2 separate regions of the Mus musculus genome follow, and region 2 is linked to region 1. The links are chromatin loops, found by intact Hi-C in ENCODE. Cell type or tissue: left cerebral cortex. All regions are shown on one strand. Links, peaks and the distances in the headings refer to the core of each region. The heading gives the core; the rest is flanking DNA. Region 1 has its middle 110 kb from the start of Gm35023. Region 2 has its middle 250 kb from the start of Gm35023.

The links. Peaks named below come from ENCODE experiments on the same cell type or tissue, not always from the same donor. Only the 100,000 strongest peaks of a DNase experiment are listed, where the experiment ranks them.
Region 2: it touches region 1 in a loop (2.0-fold over the local background); 1 of 42 quality-filtered maps calls a loop at or near these places.

The regions. Positions count from the first base shown.
Region 1 is chr1:185,719,470-185,730,787 of GRCm38, forward strand. No RefSeq gene overlaps it. Among named protein-coding and RNA genes, the nearest start is that of Gm35023, 110 kb to the left of the region's middle. In left cerebral cortex, for the core only: no CTCF peak of the experiment used is centred there; DNase peaks (open chromatin) are centred at 6,309 and 7,066.
Region 2 is chr1:185,861,899-185,873,216 of GRCm38, forward strand. No RefSeq gene overlaps it. Among named protein-coding and RNA genes, the nearest start is that of Gm35023, 250 kb to the left of the region's middle. In left cerebral cortex, for the core only: no CTCF peak of the experiment used is centred there; DNase peaks (open chromatin) are centred at 4,903 and 8,257.

The sequences.
Region 1 (11,318 bases), core at 2,021-10,020:
TTCTTCTCGGAAGGGTCAGTTCAAATAGTTGCTAGTTTTCTATAAAATTAAATGACTAGTTAGGATGAATTTACAAAAGTTTAAGATATTACCTGGATACCGAGCATATATGTAACATGTGAATTGCAAATATCTTCCTTTGTTCTAAGAATTGTTTTTATAGTCTCCAAATATTTAAATTGATATGTTTTTAGCACCAAGTCTAGTGGCAGATGCCTGTAATCCTAGAGTTAGGAAGGCAGAGACAGAAAAGTTTTAAGTTCTAGGCCAGTCTGGGCTACATAGTAAAACCTCAGTGAAAAAAAGAGCCAAGAAAACAACAAAGACGTTTTAAGATGTACTGTTCAGTGTGTCAATCTTTCCTGTTGGAGCCATTTAGGGACCATTTATGAAATGCCTATCTCAAAGTCTTCATCTTAAAAGCCATCTTTGTTGTAGTCCCAGATCTACTAATTTTCATATTATCCTGTATACGCTTAACAGCATTCACCTGCTGTTTACACTTACGACACTCATGCCTGCCATGTGTTGCGGATGGCTTTCCACAGTGTGGGGTAATGGTCACTTTCTTTCTAAACTACAGTTATAGCCAAAAGACCCAACATAGCTGTCAGAAAGGCTGTTTGTGTGCACTTTGCACGGATTTCAGTTTGAAATATATATATATATTTTTATTTCATCTAAAATAGGTCCTCACTCTATAGCCCAGTACTGGACTCAGTATCCTTGAGTACTGGGATTGCAGGTGTGGATACAAATGTGTAATTGTAGTTTCTCCTTATCTAGATAAGGATTAGTAATTAAGGTATACCATAATTTGTCATTTCTAAGTTGATTTATGAATCTTTTGAATTAATCTATTTTCGGGTCAAAGTGTTTTTAAATTTCCTTTATTTTTTGAGAGTTTCATACCTGTACACAATGAAATGTGATCACATCTTTCACCCCAATATCTCCCCAGCCCAACTCCTCCCAACTCCTGTTTTTAGCTTGTGGCAATCAGCCTAGTTAGTGCCCCCCATAAATGCACAGGTGTGGGGCCATGCACTGGGGAAGAGTACTAGTGACCATGTCCCCAATAAGAATGATTCCTTTTCACTTAGAGCAGCACCGATCATTGCCACTGCCTTCCCAGTGTGGAGCTGTGCCTGGAGGTTACACAATCATCTATGCTGAGAGTTTGCCTGGCTTACTCTTTGCAGCTCTAGTGCTGACGACCACACCTGCTGGGAGATGGTGATGGTGATGGTGATGGAGATGATGATGGTTATGGTGAATGTGATGGTGATGGTGATGGTGATGGTGATGGAGATGGTGATGGAGATGGTGATGGTGATGGTGATGGTGATGGAGATGGAGATGGAGATGGTGATGGTGATGGTGATGGTGATGGTGATGGAGATGGTGATGGTGATGGTGATGGTGATGGTGATGGTGATGGTGATGGCCACACCATGTTCAGAGGACAGCGCTTTACAACACTCCTCCCCAACGTCTTTTTAGTCTCTGCTTCCTGGATGTCCCCTGAGCTGGGGTCCTGGTTCAGTCAGACTGAATCTACTGCCTCTTCTCTCTGCACTGGTACCAATGTGTTGATTTCCTCGCAAACATTGGACAGACCCTTTCATTGAAAGGATGCAACTGTGTTTGGAAGGACCTTTAAAAAGCAGTAATGATCACTTAAGTTTCTTTTTAAATATATCTATCAGTTATTAGTGTATTCAGTTTTGTTAGCCTTTGGAACCAAGTTCAATAAATCCTGCCCCCCCCCCAAAAAAACAACTATTAAGGAGGTTTAACTTTTAGCCCTGTACTTAGTATTCTTTTAGAGATCTTCAAAACAACTCAACTTCATACATGTAAGATTTTAGAGTGATTTTTTTTCTCTCCTGGTTCTGAATGTCTTTAAAATGTGTCCTTGATTCTATCGTCTGTTGCTTTGAGACAAATGACTTCAGCACTTAGAAGCTTTAATGCAACTGATATTATTATTGTATGCACTCTCAAAGCCCAAGGGATCTGGAGGCAACTTAACTGGCTGGTGCTGTCTCTGAGTCCTTCACGAAGCTCCACTAACTGAGTCTCACTTTACCAATTCTGTCATGGTTGCATGGAGCATTTTGGTGGGCTTGAACCTCTTATCTTTAAAAGGATTGGTAAGGATATCACAGGGTGGTTTCTGGGAGACACCTGACAAGACAGCAATTGGTAAAGTGTGTGTCCACAGGACAGGGTTGCAAGAAGTTAAAGTAGTGTCTTGTGGGATTTCCAGAAACTGTTTGGGAGAGCACTGAGACCCTGTCCAAGGCCATACAGGGAAAAGCAATTGAATCCGCCATGTTTGATTAGTTCCATATAGCCCCTAGGACAAGTAATCAGACCACAGAGCATTTGTCACATCCTAGGACCAGTTCAGACATGGAGGCTGTAATCATCTCACCAACTCCCCTTCTGATTTCCCAAACCAGTACAATCATTGCTCCCTGAAAGTATGTGGGGCTGTGGATCCAAGGGCACAAGTGTGGTGCACCTGAGTCCCCACTTAGGAAAAGCCATGTTGTCCCTAGATCCTCAGCATGCAGTGGCACAGGTCTCTGGTACTCTACCCTTACAGGGGTGTCTCAGCTGTAAACAGCTGCTTTAACTTAGGTCACCTCCCTCTGTGGGTGGTACTGCACACAATGATTGATAGAAGCTGAGGCCAATGGAATTCGGAGCTTTGGCAGGTGCTGGTGGAGTCAGCTAAGATGCGCAGGTCTAGCATAACCCACCATCTTCTGCACTGGCCTACTGTGGAGGGAGAGCTGGGTTTGGGGAAAGGGAGGCAGGGTGATTGGCACTATGAAAGGAGTCAGTTGGCCGAAAGACAGACAGACAATCTTTCTTTTGTTACAGAGCATATATGGGAAAAGCATCAGCTTCCTCATGTGTGTGCGTGGGTGGGGAGGGAGGCTGGTACTATGTAAATGAGCCATGAAGTCTCAGGACATTTCTGGCTAGGGGATTTTTAGTTTCAGACCTGTGCGGCTCTCTAGCCCACGTTGTTCTCACTAATGCTTTTTCCGTTTTGTTTGTCAATGATTTTTAAAGATTATAATATAATTGCATGTTTTCTCCCTTCCCTTTTCTCCCTCCAAACTCTCCCATGCATCATCTCCCATACTCTCTTTCAATTCATGGTCTCCTTTTCTTTAATTGTTACAGACACCACACACACACACACACACACACACACACACTCCTAAATATATAAATGCAACTTTCTCAGTCCAATGTTACTTGTATGTATGTATTTTTAGGGCTCACCATTTGGTTAACCCTCCTCTCAATATCCTTTCAGTTGCCTGCAGGGTTTTGGTTTTGTTTGGCTTGGTTTAGTTTAGAGTCACGGTCCCCTAAGATTCCCCTCTTCTATATTACATTGGTGTCATCCTTGTTCACATCATGTTTAGGAGAGATTTTATGTGGGTAGCTTCTGAAATCCCTAAGAGACACAGTCTCACGGCAAATTCACTGCTCCTCTGGCTCTCAAAATCTTACCACCTTCTCTTCCAAATGCTCACCAAGTCTTAGGTTCAGGATCTGTGTTGTAGATGTATCAATTAGGACCAGGCTCCATGGCTCTAGATTGATCATTTGTGGCTTTCTGTAACGACCCCTCCTCTTGAGAAGAGACAGTTGCTTGATGAGGGGTAAGAGTTACACTTACCTGTGGTTAGAAGGACAAGCATTTAGAACCTAGTTGGGGTTATGCTGGTTTAGGAAGCTGGCAGTTGTGGGTTCTCTTCCAAGGTCTATGATTTCAGTAGCATGAAGTACTTGGCTAGGTTTCCAGTATCAGGCGTGATTTACCTGTTGTTGAGTGGGACTCAAATCAAATTCTTGAGCTATTTGTAACTGTCAAGGTGTGCGTGCCACTATTACATGCTTAAGGTTATTGTGCTATGCTGGTCATTGCTGGTTACAAACTGTCTCACTGTCTCTGTTTCCATTACTCTCCTTTGTCTCTGATACAATTCGTTTTTTGTTCCAGAATACAAGAACCTGGAAATGTCATCTAGTGCCCTTTGAGTGCAGATCTGGGTATATAAATCTTTCATTCCCTTTCCTCATCAGTATTGAACATGTAAACACATAAAAGACTCCATGTTAGTACAGTCATTGGAGAACCCAGCCCATGCCAGTACTCTGTAAGACTATGGGGGCATTTTTGTGTGATTAATCATAGAAAAGAGTATGAAAGTTTCAGATTTTTCTCCTTAGCACACATAGTATTCTGAGAAAGGGATTAACGTGATTAAAGATGGTGGCCAAGAAATACGATTCTTGTTTTGTTGGAAGGCCTGGAAGTACAAGAGGCTAAAATATAAAACAGATTGGAAGTCTGTTCTGGGAGTCTAGGAATTAAATCCACAGTCTGTTGGGGTTGCTGTTGGAGAAGAAAAAATGTGATTGATTTTCAAAAGAGACTTCAAGATATCTGATGTCCACTTGGATGCAGATATGAAGAAGAGTTAGTGAGAGGAATACACCAGGGTTAGAACCAAAGTCCTGAAGTGTGTCCTTGATGGTAAAGGACAGAATGGAAAGGTCTAATGATGGTAAGTTCCTGCATCTCTAGTTTAAATTGGAGACAGATCTGTGCTTTAGTTTCATTTCTGTTGCACTGATAAAATATTCTGACAAAAATCAGTGGAAGGAAAGAAGGGTTTATCCAGCTTCCAGGTAAAGGTTATACTCCTTGGTAGCAGTAAAGACAAGGTGGTAGAGACTCAAAGTATCTTATCACATCATATCCACTGTCAAGAGCATAGAGAAAGACTTGCAATCTTTGCTAGCTAGCTAGCTAGCTTTCTTCACTCTTATACAGTTCAGGGTCCAACCTAGGGAATGATGAAACGTATGTTATCCTATATTAATTAATAATCATATTAGTCCTTCACAGGTATGACCACCTATGAGTTAACTTGATCTTGGTAATTCCTCATTAAGATTCTCTTCCCAGGTGATTGTAGATTGGATGTTAATGACAATGGCTGGCTGTGGGTAGCTGCATCTGTTCTGGTTTACTGTAGGAGAAAGCTTCTCTGATGATGAGTGAATAAGGCACTGATGTATGAGTAAAGCAGAATATCATTAGGAGTCATTTTATTGATACTTTTTTTTTGATCAGTAGTGTTTGGTTTTACCCTAGGTCTCTAGGTTATCTGGTCTCTGGTTCTTGGTCACCCAATCAGGGTCAGGTTCTGTCTCATGGAGGCCTTCAGTCCAATCAGACATTGGTTGGTCACTCCCACAAGTTTTGTGTCATCACTGCTCTAGCATATCTTTCAGGGAGGACAGATTGTAGGTCAAAGGTGTTATGACTGGATGGTGTTTATGTTTATCCTTTGGTAGCCTGCAGAATATCTTCCTGCATCAAAGACACCAGAACATATGGGTGAAGACTTCAGGTAGGCAGAGACCTTGGAACACAAAGCTCTATGGGATATATCCATCAAATCCCTCCACTCAGAGCTCAGGGAACCTCAAAAAAGAGGAGGCAGAAAGAGTATACAAGCCAGACAGGATAGAGGGTACCAGTCGAACAAGTCCCAATCAATCATCTAAGCAAGGCTCATGTGAATTCACAGATTCAAGCAGCAAGCACAGGGCCTACATGGGTCTGCACCAGGTCCTCTGTATATACAAAATAGCTTCCAGTTTAGTATTTTTTATAGGATTCCCCAGTGTGTGATAAGTGGGTTTCTGATTCTTGTTCTTGCTCTCCAGACTGTTCTCCTTCTGTTGGGTTGCCTTGTCCAGCCTTAATGTGATGGATTTTGCTTTATCTTATTATATCTTATTGTCTCATTGAAAAAAATTCCCTCCCCCAAAAGAAAGAAAAACATTTAAAAAGGCACAGAACTGTACATGGCTCACAGTCTATAATCCCTGACCATACAAACTGAAATAGGAAGGCTAGAAGTTTGGAGGCCAACCTAGGCTACATCGTGAAACCTGGTCTCAAACAAACAGCAAACATTGTCCACCATAAGTATTAGTAGGGATGTAGCACAACCAGAGTTCATAAGCCAGGGAACCATTTGTCAGTCCCTTAAAAGTTAAAAACCTATATGCCATACAGCTCAGCCTTCCAGGCCCTTGGGGTTTCCCCAAGAGAAATGCAAACACACACACCAGCAATGACATAGATGGGAATGCCCACAGCAGCTTTGTTTGCAATTTTAAAGAACTAGAGAGAGCCCAGTGTTAATCTACAGATATGTGAATCACCCTGCATCCATGCAAATGACTACTATTTAGAAATGAAAAAGTAGAAATAAACTAGGCAGTGCATTATGGAAGTATAAAAGGCTTTAAGAGGGGTTGTTTAGTTCTGCGAATGGCTGTGTAAACCAGCTTAAAGGCATCAGGCCCAAGGTAAAAAGGGCTGAGCTCCATCTACAAGCCAAGAAAACAAGCTCCTGGCTTGGCTGACATATGTGAACTCGGAGGGGGCTGTCTTCATTTTCTAAAATCAGTCACTCTCTACAGGGAAGGTTATGATACTCATACCTGGTCCCCGAGGAGTCCCTTGCTGTCTGACAGTCAGTGCTTGAATACTATTGGTATGTTATATTCTAGTCTACAGTGAGTGTACTTTTAACTACATCCACAATCACCAGGCCCTAAACCCAAAATGTCTCAAACTTCAAAACTTTTAAAGTATCAATATGATGTCATGAGTGGAAGTTCCACACCTGTTAGATGGGAATCAAAACACAGATGAACTGGAAACACTGCACACATACCCCCAGGATGTTCGTTCCAGGAATATACGAGACATAAATGACTTTTTTTTTTCCGTATGTATAAAATTATCAAATCTGAAGGTGTCTGAAGTGCAGAGCATTCCTGTCTTTAAGCATTCTGCACAAGGCATACTAAGCCTGTATCACCACACTTCAGTCCTGTGGATCTGTTGCTATTACTGTACAGAACATAAATAATTCAGTTAACTTACACACCAGAGAGATACTTCAGTGAGTAGCAATGCTTGCTGTGTGGACACGAGGGCCTATGTTTGGTTCCCCAGCACCCACACAGGAAGCTGCACCAGCTGTCATGACTGCCTGTACTGTTGGTTATAGTAGAACCACTTTATGCTTATTCCCGACCAGTTTACAAATAAATGAAACTCAGACTCTGGCTATTTTATTTGGCTTTGACAAGTACTGAGGGTTACTCCTAATTTACTCTTCTAATTGCTGGCTTGGCTACTTCCTCATTGGTGTACCCCAGATACTTGCTGTTTCTCTTGGCCATGTTCTCATGGTTCCTCTCCCTTCACGGTGTCTTCCTTCTTGCTTCCTTCTTCCTATTTCTCCTCTTGGTCCCTCTTCCTCCAACCAGGTCACTCCAAACCCACCTACCTCTAATCCCTCCAGTTGGCTGTTGTCAATTTATTTAACCAATAGTATTAAAACAAGGAACAGGTTTGCACAACAAAAGCTTGTATACAAGAGAAGCCACTCTTAGACCTAGACCTTGAGGTGTAGAATTTAGCATTTCAGTACATAACAATAGAAGAAAGCTGAACAAATGCTGATTGGGGTGGTCACAGGCAAGAGAATCACCAGGGCTTGCTGGTTGCCATCATAACTCAAACACAGGAGCTCCATGCTCAGAGAGTGAGACTTCCTCCAAGGAAGCAGAGAGCATTTCCTCTAGCCTTTGCATGCACACAGGCACACACACACACACACACACACACACACACACACACACACAAATTAACTTGCATAAATTAAAGTCCATCTGATGTGTCTTATGCGCAAGTGTCATCTACAAAACATGTTTTTAAAAAAATAATTTTCTCCCTAGTAATTTTAATGTTTTCACCCGGTAACAACTCATCCTTGTTAAATGGATACAGGAATGAAATCTCTGGACATCTCAGTTTGATTGTGTTGATTTGGAAAACTCAGAAGAGCACAAAGGAAGGTAATATAGTTAGCAATATCATCCTCAAATCATGACTGCAATTAGGGATTTTTACAAATGTGTCCAAGCTTTGTTCTACAAATCAAACTCTGCTGACTTCCTTTGACCTTGGTGGTCACATTATCTGACACTTTCTGACATACAGAGGCTTGGCTAGGGCATATATTTAAAACAACTATTAAAAAAAGTCTTAAAAAGGAGGCGTATGAAGGTAAACATTCTTGCTATAGGCTCAGGATTGCTACATCTTGGTCTCTGACAATATCTATGCAATAGGTTTTGCAACATGGTGGGAGACTTCATTCTATGCAGCAGAAGGACCCCCACAGCAGGTCCAGCCTTCATGTAGATGACTTCATTTAACCCACACTAGGATTTCCCAAGCCCTCTCCTGTTATCTCCCTGTTTCTAATTACAGAAGTGTTAGAAGAGAGGCTGAGCCTCTCAGCTGAAGCAGTCCATCCGCTAATGAGTGTGCTTTGAAAAATGGCCTGCCGCTGACACTCATCAGCCCTGTCTGTCTGTCTCGGCCACCCTCATCTCCATGACTGTTGCCTCAGCCCTGGCCTGCCTGGAACAGCCACAGCAAGAAACATCATGTCTTGGTCTTAAATACCTCGCTGAGATGATCCTCAGAGTGGAGTCCAAAATAGCTACTGTGGCCTGCAAGGCTCTGTGTGGTCTGCTCCCTCCCTCTGGTTCTCATCTCTTCAATCCCCTGGATTTCTTCCACCTGCTCCTTTCTCATTCCTGTCTTCAGCATAACCACTGTCTACACACATCTGACGTGCTGCTACCTCAGGACCTTTGCTCCCACCCAGTTTTGTTTGCCTGGGATCTATCTCTTAGTTTATCTCTTCCCTGGTCACTGAATACAAAAAACAGTCCCTTCCACACAGAAATATGAAAGGTGCTATTTGTACTGAGGCGTGTGAACAGCAGGAGACAAGAAAGGAGTGTGTGTGTGTGTGTAAATATGATCATGGCAAAAGGATATGTGTAGATGGAACTGTCATAATGACATCCTTTATTTTGTATAGGAACTAACAATTTTAATTAAAAACCAGACGGCCCCTTTGTCTTACTGTCCCTTACTTCTTTGTGTAACACTCATTAGCAGCTGACATCTATTGTCTAGTTCCTCCTCTGTTCATTTCCTATTGTTTCTGATATGAATGAGAACTATGGGAGGGTGGGTGAAGAGCACTCTATGGATTATAGTATCCCTGCCTTTACATAGATCTTGGCTCTTTGAGGAGCATGGGTTCATGAGGGACAGGAGGGAAGGCAACCGAGTTCCTGCTCAGATCTGATCCTCCTCTCAGTTCTACTCCATAACTCACGCCCAGCTATTCCCCTGCTTATCCTGGCTCTTAAGAGCAACTTTGAAATAGAATGCTGAAGCACCCATGGGGCCAGAGGCATCCCAGCCCTCCCTGTGTGTTGGCTTCTTGATGAGATTGGTGCAGTGCAACTAAGCTGAAATTGGAGCCTTTCCACAGAAGCTGCCTCTGCATTTCCTCCTTAGTCCCAGGGAAGGAGAGAAAGCCCCTGGGCTGAGGGTGTAGCTCACTGGCTTGGCACAGGTGAGACCTGAGTCTGAGTCCATCATCTTCACGACTGCTGGGGAGCGGGGGATAGTTCTCAGTGTGCAGCCGCTGTGATAGTACATTTGTCAGAAAGGGGCCAGGAGACTCCTGGAAACAGATAAGGACCTGGCTTCAGGTCAGAGGACCCCCTCTGGGCTGTGAGACTTAGAAAGGGTTTTGTTTTATTTTCCTTTAAACTCCTTTGAGGCCTGGCTAGCCTATTCCTAAAATGAGGTAAGGATCTACTCCCTTGGGGCCATAGTAGTGTCGGGCATTGCCGAGGACCTGCTTTTTAGGGTTTTAGACACAGTGCTGGAGGAACCATCCCTGAGTTCAAAGTGGCAAAACGCAGTGAGAGCTCAGGAATGAACGCTAGGTCAAGGGACATGGTCGATACATGACAGGGACTGTGGCGCTCAGCACCCATACCTCTGTAGTATCTATCAGGAAGTGACATCAGTGGTGCAGATATTGGTCCTGAATGGCTGGACCTCACCCCATAGGGCAACACAGAGAACTCACGTGATGTCAGTCAGAGGCAAGTGAAGCAGCCGTCCTCACAGCACCTCCCCCTTTCTGCTCCTCCTTTGCCTCCTTCCCTATGCATCCTTCCTGGCTATCAGTGCTTCCTTCATTCTTATGTGTCTATGAGACTCATAATTCCAGATGTGCACTGTTTTAGCGGGGCTGAGACATCAGAACAATAGCAATACTTCTGTGCATCTCTAAGCATGCACATGGAAAGAGCTGTATTTGACTTTCACATTGTCTCACTTACTGTTAGTTCATGCCCTCGGAGGTCAGTGTTGTGACCATTACAGCTGAGGAAGGTGTTAGGCTGGGAAGAGAGCACTTGCTGTGCTAGCATGAGAACCTGGGGTCAATCTTTATGTTTGTAAGCTCATCGGGGAGGGAGGTAGAAATAGGCAGGTCCCCTGGGCTCTTTAGCCATTCAGCATAGCCTAGTTGGTTGAGCCTCAGTCTCCATCTTAAAGAACAAGGTGGACAATGACTGACAATGCTGTCCAATCAACGTTTTCCTCTGTCAGTCACACGAATGCCCATGTACCTGTGCACACATAGATGCACACTCATGTGCTCTCTCTCTCTCATATACAAATAGCTGGAAAAAACAAGACATAGTAGAAAGAATAACTTGTTCATAGTCTCCCAACTCATAAGTGATGGAAAGGGGATTCGAACCCAGGATTCTGTGACTCCAAGACACTTCTTCCTAAGACCTAGGATCTAAAAGATGAAATCAATATAATTTACTGCTGTGTGCAGTGAGGGATGAGGGGCTGACAGGGGAGAAAGGGTCTTTAGTAACTTCCTGGTTTCTGATTTGGGTGGTCTAGTCTGTTGGACAGAAAGCAGTGCCTTACCCTGGATGACAACATTCTGACTCTTACGAGTTTGTAATTAGTGTCAGAGTCAATCTTCCTCTCTTTTCTTTTCTTTTCTTTTCTTTTCTTTTCTTTTCTTTTCTTTTCTTTTCTTTTCTTTTCTTTCTTCCTTCCTTCCTTCCTTCCTTCCTTTCTTTCTTTCTTTCTTTCTTTCTTTCTTTCTTTCTTTCTTTCTTTCTTTCTCCCTTTCTTTCTTTCTTTCTCCCTTTCTTTCTTTCTTTCTCCCTCTCTCTCTCTCTCTCCCTCCCTCCGTCTTTCCCTCCCTCCCTCCCTCCCTCCCTCCCCCGCTCCCCCCTCTCTCTCTCTTTCTTTCTTTCTTTCTCTCTTTCTTTCTTTC
Region 2 (11,318 bases), core at 1,495-9,494, 140 kb after region 1:
CCAGACACTGTGATGATGGTATGTCCTAGTTCCTCTGCACAAGGAGATAACAAGGAGAGCCAAGGTGGCTGTTTGGCTGGACTAGTCCAGCCTTGTGTGTGCAGCCACTGGGTAGCTTTTCTTCAGTATCCTTAGTGTCTCTCCTTTCCCTCTCCTACTTCTGTGTTCAGCATCCCAGTTTTAGATTTTCGTTTTATGTAAAGCTGTGATTTTTCCCATTTAGGACCTCCCATGTAAAACATTTTCCTCTGAAATGCTATATAACCCCATATTTGTTGTTACATCTCTGATTTCTTTCCTCAGAGAAGACTCTGAAATTTAGGGTGGGGAAGATGTTTGTCACACCCTACTGTATTTTCATGCCCCATGGAGTACTAGCTATATAGAGGGGGTCAGATAGATATTCCCGTGTAAATGAATTAACAAAGATACATCATTTTATGCATGCATTTGTTGTGTTTACTAATTAATTGCTTCTTTTTTAATTAAATATTTTATTTAATACTTATGCATATATAATGTATTTGGATTCAATCTACACCCCATTTGTTTCCATACACTTCCTTCCCTAATCCCCCTTTGTCTGCTATCTTTAAGTGCATTCTCATGTTCTCTCTCTCTCTCTCTCTCTCTCTGTATATATATATATATATATATATATATATATATATGTATATATATGTATACATATGTGTGTGTGTACATATGAGTGTGTTCCTCTCCCTCTTTCTTCCCCCTTATCTATCTCTCAATATACACTGAGTCCTTTTATTTATGAAAAAGAAATGTTAGCATTTTATTATTACCATAGATGCCCCCCTAGAACTACTACGTAGGTTGTGTATATTATGAGAGAAAACTCCAGGAGGGAGCCAGTGGTAGAATGAGGACACTTTGCTAAATACCGTGCTCTTCTTCTTGATAAAGAAAAGAACTATGACAAACCTGGAGTTGGAAGGATTGGCTCATCTGATACAAGGAACTGAGTTGGAAGAGTTGATTAAATAAGAGTGAGTCACTGGAGGTGTGACTTGTAAGTTATCAACTTGTCACTCGGTGAGCCGGTGAGCCATCATAAGCCCCGACGCTTCCCCGTCACACCTTGGATTGTCTTCTGGGCACTGGCTTCCTTCTCCTGCAGTGGGAATTAGGTGGGAAGCACAGTGGCCTACCACAGCTGACTGGTAACTGGTCAGTGACTTGGAGGAGAAAAGCGATTCCAGCCAAGAGTGGAGAGCCATGGAGCTTGGACTTTTCCTTCTTGTTTCTTCTTCTAGGCTTTTGTTTTGTTTTCCAACAATTTGATTTTCCTATTTGAGGATGAGGGGGCGAGTTAAGCTTTTGCTATTACCCTTTCCTTTGCATTACTGTCACCAATCAAACTCAGGGTCTCACACAAGTTTGCTGAACTGCTGCCAGAGACACAGCATTTAATGCCTCTGCTGTGTCTGACAGTGCCTTTCCCTCTATAAGTTGTTAAAGTGTGACACAAGAGTGAATGCTTTCTCTCACAACTTCTCATCCCTCCTGTTCCACGGCTGGCTTTGTGCACACAGTAGGGCTACAATAAACACTAACGATGAAACAGTAGCTCTTCCTGAGGGTAAGAAGCCAGGGTTGGGCTAGCTCCTGATTTCTGTGGCTTTTGTGTGTGTGTGTGTGTGTGTGTGTGTGTGTGTGTGTGTGCTAGTTTGACAGATAGAGGAAATTATTTTCTGGGCATGCAAGTTTATTTTGCCCTAGCCAAACATAGAAAGCTGTCATGTGAATATTTTTGAACCTCAAAACCAATTTTGGTTTAACTTTGGGCGGGTTGGTGGCTCCTATTTCTCCCACACCAGTCCACCCATCTCTTATTAGGACATATAATTCCAACTGTGCTGACTGTCTTAAAATTCGTGAACAGAGTGTCCTCTGGACAGTGTTCCATACACACGGTGCTTCTTTAAGGAGCTTGCTTGTAGCTTATAATTAAATTAAAGGATCAGCAGCTGCTGAAACCGAGGATAGCCTAGAGCAATGTTTATGAGCTTCTCAGGCAGGCGGCAGTCATGTCGGAGCTGCTATTGCCATGAGTCTTGCCGTTCCCAGCCGCCCTTCGCACGAATCCCTCGCTTAGCGTCGTCATCTGGTCATGCCACTTGACTTCAGCCCACTGTTTCCTCTTGGAACTGGCAAAAACAACCGTGCAGAGGAAAACATTTCACAAGAAAAGCCTCACAGACTTTTGATCTATAAGCCATAGATGACTTGGACCCATAGCACACGCACAGAGTGCTGCCTCTGGTATGGGTAGCCAGGGAAGGTGTCAAACAGCGGGAGCCTATGTGCATGCAAACTGTCTTTCTTTTCCTCATTTTACTCAATAAAAGATCTGAGATGATTTTAATATTTGTCTTCAGTATTATATACTACCTATATAATAATGGATTTCATTATGGCATTTCCATACATACTTAAAATAAATACTGATCATACTTACCCATCATCCTTTCCTGACCTTCTCCTCTTCCCAGCTAGACCTCATGTCTAATTGTGTGTCTGTGTGTGTGCCCATGAGTTTAGTTAAGGTTGTTTCAAGAGCATGGACTATGCCTCGTTGATGGAGCCCAGGCTTCTTGCCTGTGGTAGGCAGAAGATTAACTGAGCCTTCATGCCATGGGAACCATCTTAGTCCAAATTAACCTGGAACAGTTGTTCACCTCAGCACTGGGGTGCTTTCTTAATCCTGTTATCTAAGAGGATTTTACTCAGGGGTTAGCACAGAGTCTAGATCTATGCTTTGAATTGCAGTACTCAGTCAGACACCAGTGACAAATCCCAGGAAATTCATGCTACAAAGTAGTCACAGACCCCAAAGGCAGTCTGTCTATTGCTTCCGAGCTTTTAAGCTGGGGTGTCTATGGGTGGCTGTGTCAATAGGTGCATTACAGATGGGTTCCAGGGTGCTAAGATGCTGATCAATGAGACCCGGTGACAGGTTCTATGTTTACCAGCCCTCAGTCATCATTCTCTTCTGGACGTGAACTATCTTATCTATCACTTTAAGAGAGCAAGTTCTTAAGATATTATTTTTCATATGTTCCAGTGTGAATTAAATAATTTTGGGAAAATGCTGTTGGAACTCACCTCCCAAATTTATGAATGAAACACTCAGTCATTTCTATCAGATATAAGCTTGTATAAAGCTGAGTAAGGCTGTGTTCAGTCAGTTTGCGTTGTGGTGAGCTATCTTCAAGGTGACTTAAAGCCCTGCCAGGGAAAAGCCTATGGTAACTCACTCAGTGGATAGCAGGTAAGAGCTCTCAAGCAAGGTGTTTGTATTTGAAGCAACTTTTCTGAAATGAGTTAAAAGCCAATGCTGAGATACTATCAAAGGCGATCTATGCTGCTTCCTTTATATGTTCTCAGTGATCTCCAGCCAGTGTTACGCCTGAATCAGCTTGTCTCAAGTTTCCGTTCTGTGTTTGAGTTGTATATTTGGACAAATTATGGTTTCAAAAAATCAGGGTCTCCAGAAATGTGACGGCAGCTAAGAATCCTGCAGCGAAGGCTCAGAGGATGCCATGGAAGAGAAGACAGGAACGGGAAGATTGTGAAAACCAGAGGACCAGGAAATTTGCTGTCAGCTTGTGTCTCCTAGGAATGGCAGGGAAGCTTCACCCAGGATACCTCAACAACACGGCTGTGTAAACAAGGCCTGAGCAAGGATGACAGTGGTACACAGCCTAATGTGGGAGGAAGAGGTCTTACAGGACCCTAGCAAAAGCCAAGAGCGGGAGAAATAGTTTTTTCTAAGGTGGGGCCCCCTGATTGGTTACCCAATACCCAATGGTCAACCCTGAAATCATATATATAGAAGTAACACTAAACAGACTGGTCAGGTTGTACTTATACATTTACACATACACAATAACAAAAGCAACAACGGTTAAAAGAAAACAAAACATCTTTGAGTAGAAAGTTTGTGTATATGTGTGTGTTTGTTCGTGTGTGTGTGTGTACACACGCACGCGTGCACACAGGAATGCGCAAGGCAGTAGCTAAACAAGGACCTGTTTGAAGGTTACAGAGATCAAAGCCCAGGATCCGCTCACTATGAACGAAGACAGGGAAGAATCTGTGTATCACGCTGGGCCTGCGCAGATCAGAACTTAGCTGAGTCTCGCTTCTAGGCAGCCCAACCACTGGCTCGTTGGTTGCTTAATACATTAGTGGATGTGTTCCAGTTCCCAGCGGTCGGAGCTCCACATCACACAGTCCCTGTCCCATCTGGTGCTAATTGGCACCCTCGTTGGTAGTTTCCAATAGCAGAGCAAGAAAAATAAAAGGGACAGTCGTTCTATCCTTAGAAGCTGGGAGCCTAGTTCAGGCAGTGCTGGGTTTCAGATGAGCCCTGGACTCCAACCTTGTATGTAAATCAGTTGTTTAGAACCAACCGGGAACAAATTTTTCCAATGAAAGGCAAGCTTGCCTGGTGGCTCATTTTCCAGGTCGGCCCAGGTCACAAGAAGTGTTCAGGCCACGAAGAGTCTTTCTCATCTCCTAACAGACAATCCTGGGTGAACGGAGAAGATCAAGAAAATGGTGGTAGAGCCAGTACTGCATCTCGAGTCAGAAGGCTGGGCTAAACTAAGACAATTCCCAGGATTCATAGCACCAGGTTTCTTTAACTGAGCAGGAACCCAACCGGTAATAAATCCATTTTAGCTTTTTCCTGGTTACTGTTGATAGGACTAAATAAGATGATACATAGAGGACAGTTTAAAATACCCCGCCCCTAACATGGTAGAACCTGGGTTTCTCCTGTTGCCATCTATGCTAACGGCACCTCGTTGTAGTTTCTGCATGGGAACAAATGGGGCTGAGAGTCAATGACACAGGAAGCTAGACAGATGAGTCATACCAAGGGGGCTGGCGCCTTAGCCTGAGACTTCTGCCTTCTTGGTCAGGCCCTGGGACATGCTGCTCTTAGCCCTTCCTGCATCTTTCCCCTACAGACTGGCCTGATGCTTTTCTGTTAACAGGTGTTTGCAAACAGCACCTCTCACATCTTCCCCGTATATTACTAAGGATCCAACATCCTTCCTGCATCCCCATAAGGAACCCGATTGCTTGATCATAAGCAAAGGTGAAGTGAGTTAAGGCTCGTTCCTTCCTGCTCCTTCCCTGTTTCATAAGATCTAGATGAAAATAAGGGTCCAGATGTAACCTGAATCTATATTTAAATTGAAGAACAATGAAGTCTCACTCACACTCTAAGGAAGAAGCAGAGCCAGAGGGTTTCCTCTAGGCCCTTGTGCTGGAGCTCTGTGGTAAACAGACTTTAAGCCCTACGAGCCGGATGGAGCTACTTCCCACAGTTATGTTACAAAGCATCCCTGATCTCTGGCCACTTCCTGTTCAGCCTTCATCACCATGGTTCTGTGTTAATCACCAGTCTTTCCGCTAGCACCAGTTTTCCTATTATCCTCCTGCCTGTTCAGTTTAATGTAATGTTTATTATTAAACAGAACTTAGATGATGGTGTCTAGAGGGATGGCTCAGCAGTTAAGAGTGCTTATGGCTCTTGCAGAGGACCTGGGTTCAATTCCCAGCACCTGTATCAGTGACTCATAACTCCCTGCAATTCCAGTCCAATGCGTGTGCGCGCGCGCGCGCACACACACACACACACACACACACACACACACACACAGTACATATAAAGTCATGCAAATACTCACATAAATTTTTTAAAAAATAATAATTTAGAAAAGAAATGGGATGCTGGCTGACAAGTTCTATCATCAGGGAGGTGTTGTATGTATAGCTGCCATCTATATGAACCTCGGAGGAGGAGGCATGGGTTAGAGGTCAGGTACTAGGGATGTAGGGGGAGAAAAGATGAGTTTTACTGGGCCTGGGCACGGGGAGAAGAAATTGAAGAGAACATCCTGGAGGTAGCACCTCCTCTGCTAGACCTCAAAGAGAAAGAGTACAAAAGAGTAGTAAAGGGGAGAGGGTCTTGGAAGATAAGGAGATACCTGTGAGCACATTTTCAGGTTGATTATTACATATAATAAATGACTACAGGACCACTTTGCAGAAATATATGTCCCACCCCCAACAAATAAAGAGAATCTCCTAGATTTCTCTTGGAAAAGATGGCAAACATCCCATGAAGAATTTCTAGCAACCATCTTGTTAGGGATGTAGCTCAGGGCCAGAGCATTTATCTAGCGTGCATGAAGGCCAATGTTCGATCTTCAACACAGCCTCAAAAACTCCTGGAGATTCGAGGAGATGGTTCAGTATGTAAAAGAGTTGCTCTACAAGTGGGAAGACCCGAGTCTGAATCACTCAAGCCCAGGTAGAAGCTAGACACAGCAGCAGATGCTTGTAGTGTTGCTATCCCTCCAGCAAGATGGGAGGCAGAGACAGGAGGATCCCTGGGAACTCGTGGGCCAGGGAGACTGATATATACAATGGTCAGCAAATGAGAGACCCTGCTTCAAATAATGTAAACGGCAAGGACCAACATTTCTACACATCATAGTCACACAAATGAACATGTGCATATGTGCACACAGACAAATAGAGCAAACAGTAGAGACTTCTGTCCTTTTCTTTCTCTCCCCCTTTCTCTTCTTTCCCCACCCACCCACATTCTTTCCCTCTTTAGAAACTGGATCTAGAACAAGGACTGAACTCCTGAGGAAGAAGTCAAGACGTTAGTTCCTCAGTGAACACAGCAGCCCTGCAGTCAAGATGGCAGAGGGTCCCTGAAGTCCCTCGACACACAGCCCCTAGAGCAAAGGTTGCGGCCATGTGGTTCTACTTACTTAGAGCATAAACAGGCCATCCCATTTTAATTTAGAGGAAGAGAAAAACTGAGCTCTGGGCTTGTTAGGAACAGTGACTCACTTCTGAGCCTGCCTGTGCGGACATGCACAAACTCACTGTCTTGTGTTGACTGGTCAAGGACACGGGCTGGTTTTGGCTGAAGAACAAAAATCAGTAGACAGGGCAGTCAGGACATGACAGATGGACAGCTTGAAAATGACGGCTGTTCTGCTCTGGTCTGTTACACACATCAGTTAACATAGATGTGCTTCAAGCTCGGTATGCCCTTGGTGAAATTCTGGCCTTCCAGTGGGTCCATGTGGAGACTCCAAATGCTTCACTTGGCTTTCTGCTCTCCTCCCTCCCCTGTTTTCCTTCCTCACTCTTGCCCCTGTTTCTGTTTGTATGCCTTCCTTTGTCATTTCCCGCCATGTTTTCTTCATCTATTCCTAAGAGAAAAACAAGAGATTGTGCAAACTTTTCTGTTATGAATTTAATTCTAATGCTGCTTCTAATTCTTAAGAAGTCATATTAAAAATAAATACAAGAGCTGACATTTCTAGACAAACAGACATGTGTGTGTGTGTGTGTGTGTGTGTGTGTGTGTGTGTGCGCGCGCCTGTGTTTGGCATGGTGGTGCGTCCCTATTTATATATATTTGTGGAGGTCAGATTTTGGTACTTTTATAGAAGGTCTCTTGTTTACCACTGCAAATGTCAGGCTAGCTGGTCTTCTATGTTCTGAGGGTCTCCTGTTCCTACCTCAGGTTGTATCTTACTGTGTGTGCTACTACACATTGTTTGACTTCGGTCTGGAGATTTGAACTCAGATCTTCAAGCTTGTGCCACACACACTTTAGCCACTGAGCCATCTTACCTGCCTGATTGCTCCTTGCAACTCACTCTGAGTTCCGCTAACATGAAACATTCACCAGTCAATATTTCATGGCCTCATAAATTGAAAGCCTTTGCTTGTAGGATGTCTTGCCCTGCATTTTAATATGGCAACCATTAAGTTGTATCTTACCACATCGGGCACAGCACTTCTTAAATCCGTGTGGTTGATGCTCTTCTACACAGGACCCCTGCTCACCTGCTATGCAGATTTGGCAGTTTTACTCCTTGGCCTTCTGGTTTGCAGGCTCCTAGTAGTATCTGCTAATGTTGAGATGAGAATGAAGCCTTCTGTAGGGCCACTTTATGTCACTGCTGAGACCTGCACCTACTGCTGTTCAGTAGATGTAGTGCCTCTTCCTGGTCGAGTATCTTACTCAAAACAGGAGCAGGCATTGTAGCGGCAGAGGCCAGGCTCGGTGGTTTAATAAGCCACATCTATATGGGTACTGCTCTTTTTCTGGATGATACTGCTGGGGGGGTGGGGTGGGCAAAGGAGAGCTGCTATTTTATGAAGCAGAAGAACTATTTCAGCATTTACTTAGAACTTTTCATGATGCCCTGCCGAGCGTGGGTGAAGCTGGGCAGAAGCCTCACCCTGGCTGTGTTGAGAATCGTCTTTTTTAATCCCATGACTAAAGTCCTTTGACTGAGTCAACCTCATCATTACTGGATCATTTTGGTATGAGGAACAGTTTCCTCCAGAAATATCCTCAGTCTTCACGCAAACAATTCTGGGGACTGACAATCTCCTTTTGCCTGATGTCCCTCGACACATCTGAATTTCTTTCAGTCTCAAGCTGGGGCCTTTATTGTATTTGAATTGAAAAAAATTGAGCAAAGTTTAAATTATTGACATTTTTTTTATGTTTCAAGAGTGTGGCCTCTGCCACTGTACACATTTCTTCCTTTGTGACAGCCCAATGTGACTTGGAGGTGTGCTTTAACACAGCTCACTCTGATTACAGCCAGTGTCTGCTTCTAGGAGGCAGTGTTCTCAGCTGCAGATCCTGTGTTCTGTTCTTTTGCTCTCCATAATGTCCTGAGAAATTATGCTCATAAATTAGGATTTTGAATGAAGCAGAGATATCTAAGAGTGTTGCCAATGCTTTGAATAAATTAATTAGAACTAAAGAAAATTGGAATTATGAAAGATAGCGGAAAGGGAAATATACCCCTTGGGCCACCATAACTCCATGAGCTCAGGACATGAAGATATGTCCCTCCCAAGTTGCCACAGAGTCAGACCTTATAGTGTAATTTAAAGTCCACCAAGGGAGTTGGGTTTCCTGCTTTATGTCTATCGCTGGGTCACATTTTCGTGATTTAATACCCAGACAAACAATTTCAAAATATAATAATAATCATAGGGAGGGAGCACGAGACATCGGAAAGACTGTAATTATACAGAATCTGGAAGGATTAGAACATTTGAGTTTGCTTAATGTTATGGTTAATTACTGGTTAGTCAGAGAAGCATTCTTATTTCAACACTTTTGAATAATACTCACAAAATGCCCTTAGCAAAGTCTATGTAGTAAACAGAATGCAGACTCTCTTTGATGTCTGAGAGGTTTTTCTTAGAGCCTTTAGGTCAATACTGCAAGCATACATTTTCACTTAAGTATTAGTAGGTAAGATGTCTCAGGGATCTGGCTGTTGCCTGAACTGGCTGCTGTATTCTTTTGAGTAGTTTAGATAAATCTTTCATCTCAGCTTAATGTTTTTTGATTGCCTTTCCTTGAGTATCCCACACTCTAGATTAAGTGGGGGATACTTTTATGTCTGAAAACTACATGTAAGGAATAGGAAATTTAGAGAAATATCACTCCCAGATTATTCTCTTTTTTTTTTCAGCCAAAACTTTGCAACATACCCATTTTCTACTTGTATTTTCATAGCGTTCACTGATTTCCCCCTATATCCTAATAATTTAATAATTTAAGCCCCTGCAAGAATCACCATTTAGACTAAGAAAACACCTATGACTTAGAAAAGCACACAGAGAGTAAAGAATTTTTAGATTTTTCTAAAGTATTCTCTTTATGTTTCTTCAGTCTTCAAAGCCCAAGGTATCCTTTTTTCAAAAATCACATTCTGTTTGTTTATATGGCCCATATTATCCTAAATTTATAGCATTTAAGTCAGATTTCCATGGTGGACTGAATCCCTGTATTTACTTATTGTGTTGTAGAAATCTTTTAGAATGACTGGGAAAGCTGAGGATGTACATCAGAAACTAACACACTCTTACCCCTTCTGTTCCTTCTCATTTCATTTTATTTCATAGTTTTGAAAGAGGGTGTCATTTAGCTGAGGCTGGCTTTGAACTCACCGTGAGGATAGGAGTGACCATAAGCTCCTGATCCTCCTGGCACAACTTTCCAAGTCCTAGGATTAAAAGTGTGTGCAAAGCAGCAGCAGCAACAGCAACAACAACAACAACAACAACAACAACAACAACAACAACAACAACTGTCCAGGGCAGGCCAACTAGCAGAAAATTGGTTTAAGTCCCTTTTTAGGCTTACCCGGTACTCTGTGTGGAGTTCTCAAATTCTACTCTACAACTTAAGGAGCTTTTCTGATCGTTGCATGAGATCTAGTAGAAGACAGAGCTTCAATGCGTATGCACAGTAGAGAGAAAGGATGCTTGTTACGTATGCACAGCAGAGAAAAGGGCTTTTTTATTCATGATTCCCTAAGCCCCAGAGTCTCAAAGAGATCTGCAGTGGTGCAAGGGATGCTGTGGACTCACAAGCCAGCATCACAGCTGAGAGACTGAACTTATGAAGTTCCGATCTTTTATGGGTGGCCAATAAGTCCTGAGGACTTTTGACGGAGTGTAGCATTCCCTTTATTCTCTTGGACAAACAAACTTGTGTTATTTCTCCAGAAGGCAGTGTCTGTGTTTCCCAAGGTTGTTCAGTACACAGACCAAAGAAGATGTATAGAAACAGGACATGCCCAAGTAGAATTTTCTCCCTACAATGACGTAATTCTATAAGAATGTGCATATGATGTGCATGCATGAGTGAGTGTGTGTGTGTGTGTGTGTGTGTGTGTGTGTATACATTCACATATTTATGGGAACACCTGTGTGTGCAGGTATATCTGGACCTGGTCCTGTGTATGTGGAAGCCAGAGGTTATCAGTGAGTTTCTTCTTCCTCCTTCTTTACCTCATATACTGAGGAAAGGTACCTTACTTGAACACAGAGATATCAGATTTGGCTAGCCTTCCCAGCTGGCTTACTCCAGGGGTCACAAGTAGGCTTCCATGCCTTCTGGCTATACGTGGATGCTACAGTCTGAACTCCATCCATCATCCTTGCATGGCCGGCACTTCATCCCCTGAGCTGTCTTCCAAGCCCCTTAGTAGTTATTATTTAAAGGCGAATTATTTCACTTTTAAGTAATTTAAACTCATATATTTTTCTATAGTCTATAGTTTATGAATTAATTCAAACATTACTCAGGTTTCTGGTTCCAAGACTTCATTTTTTTATTCTTCTCAAGTCTCCAGTCTCCAAAACAATGTAATTTTGTGCCAAACATTGTGACTTCTGAAAGTGATGGGTCCCATCTGTGATGGAGGTCC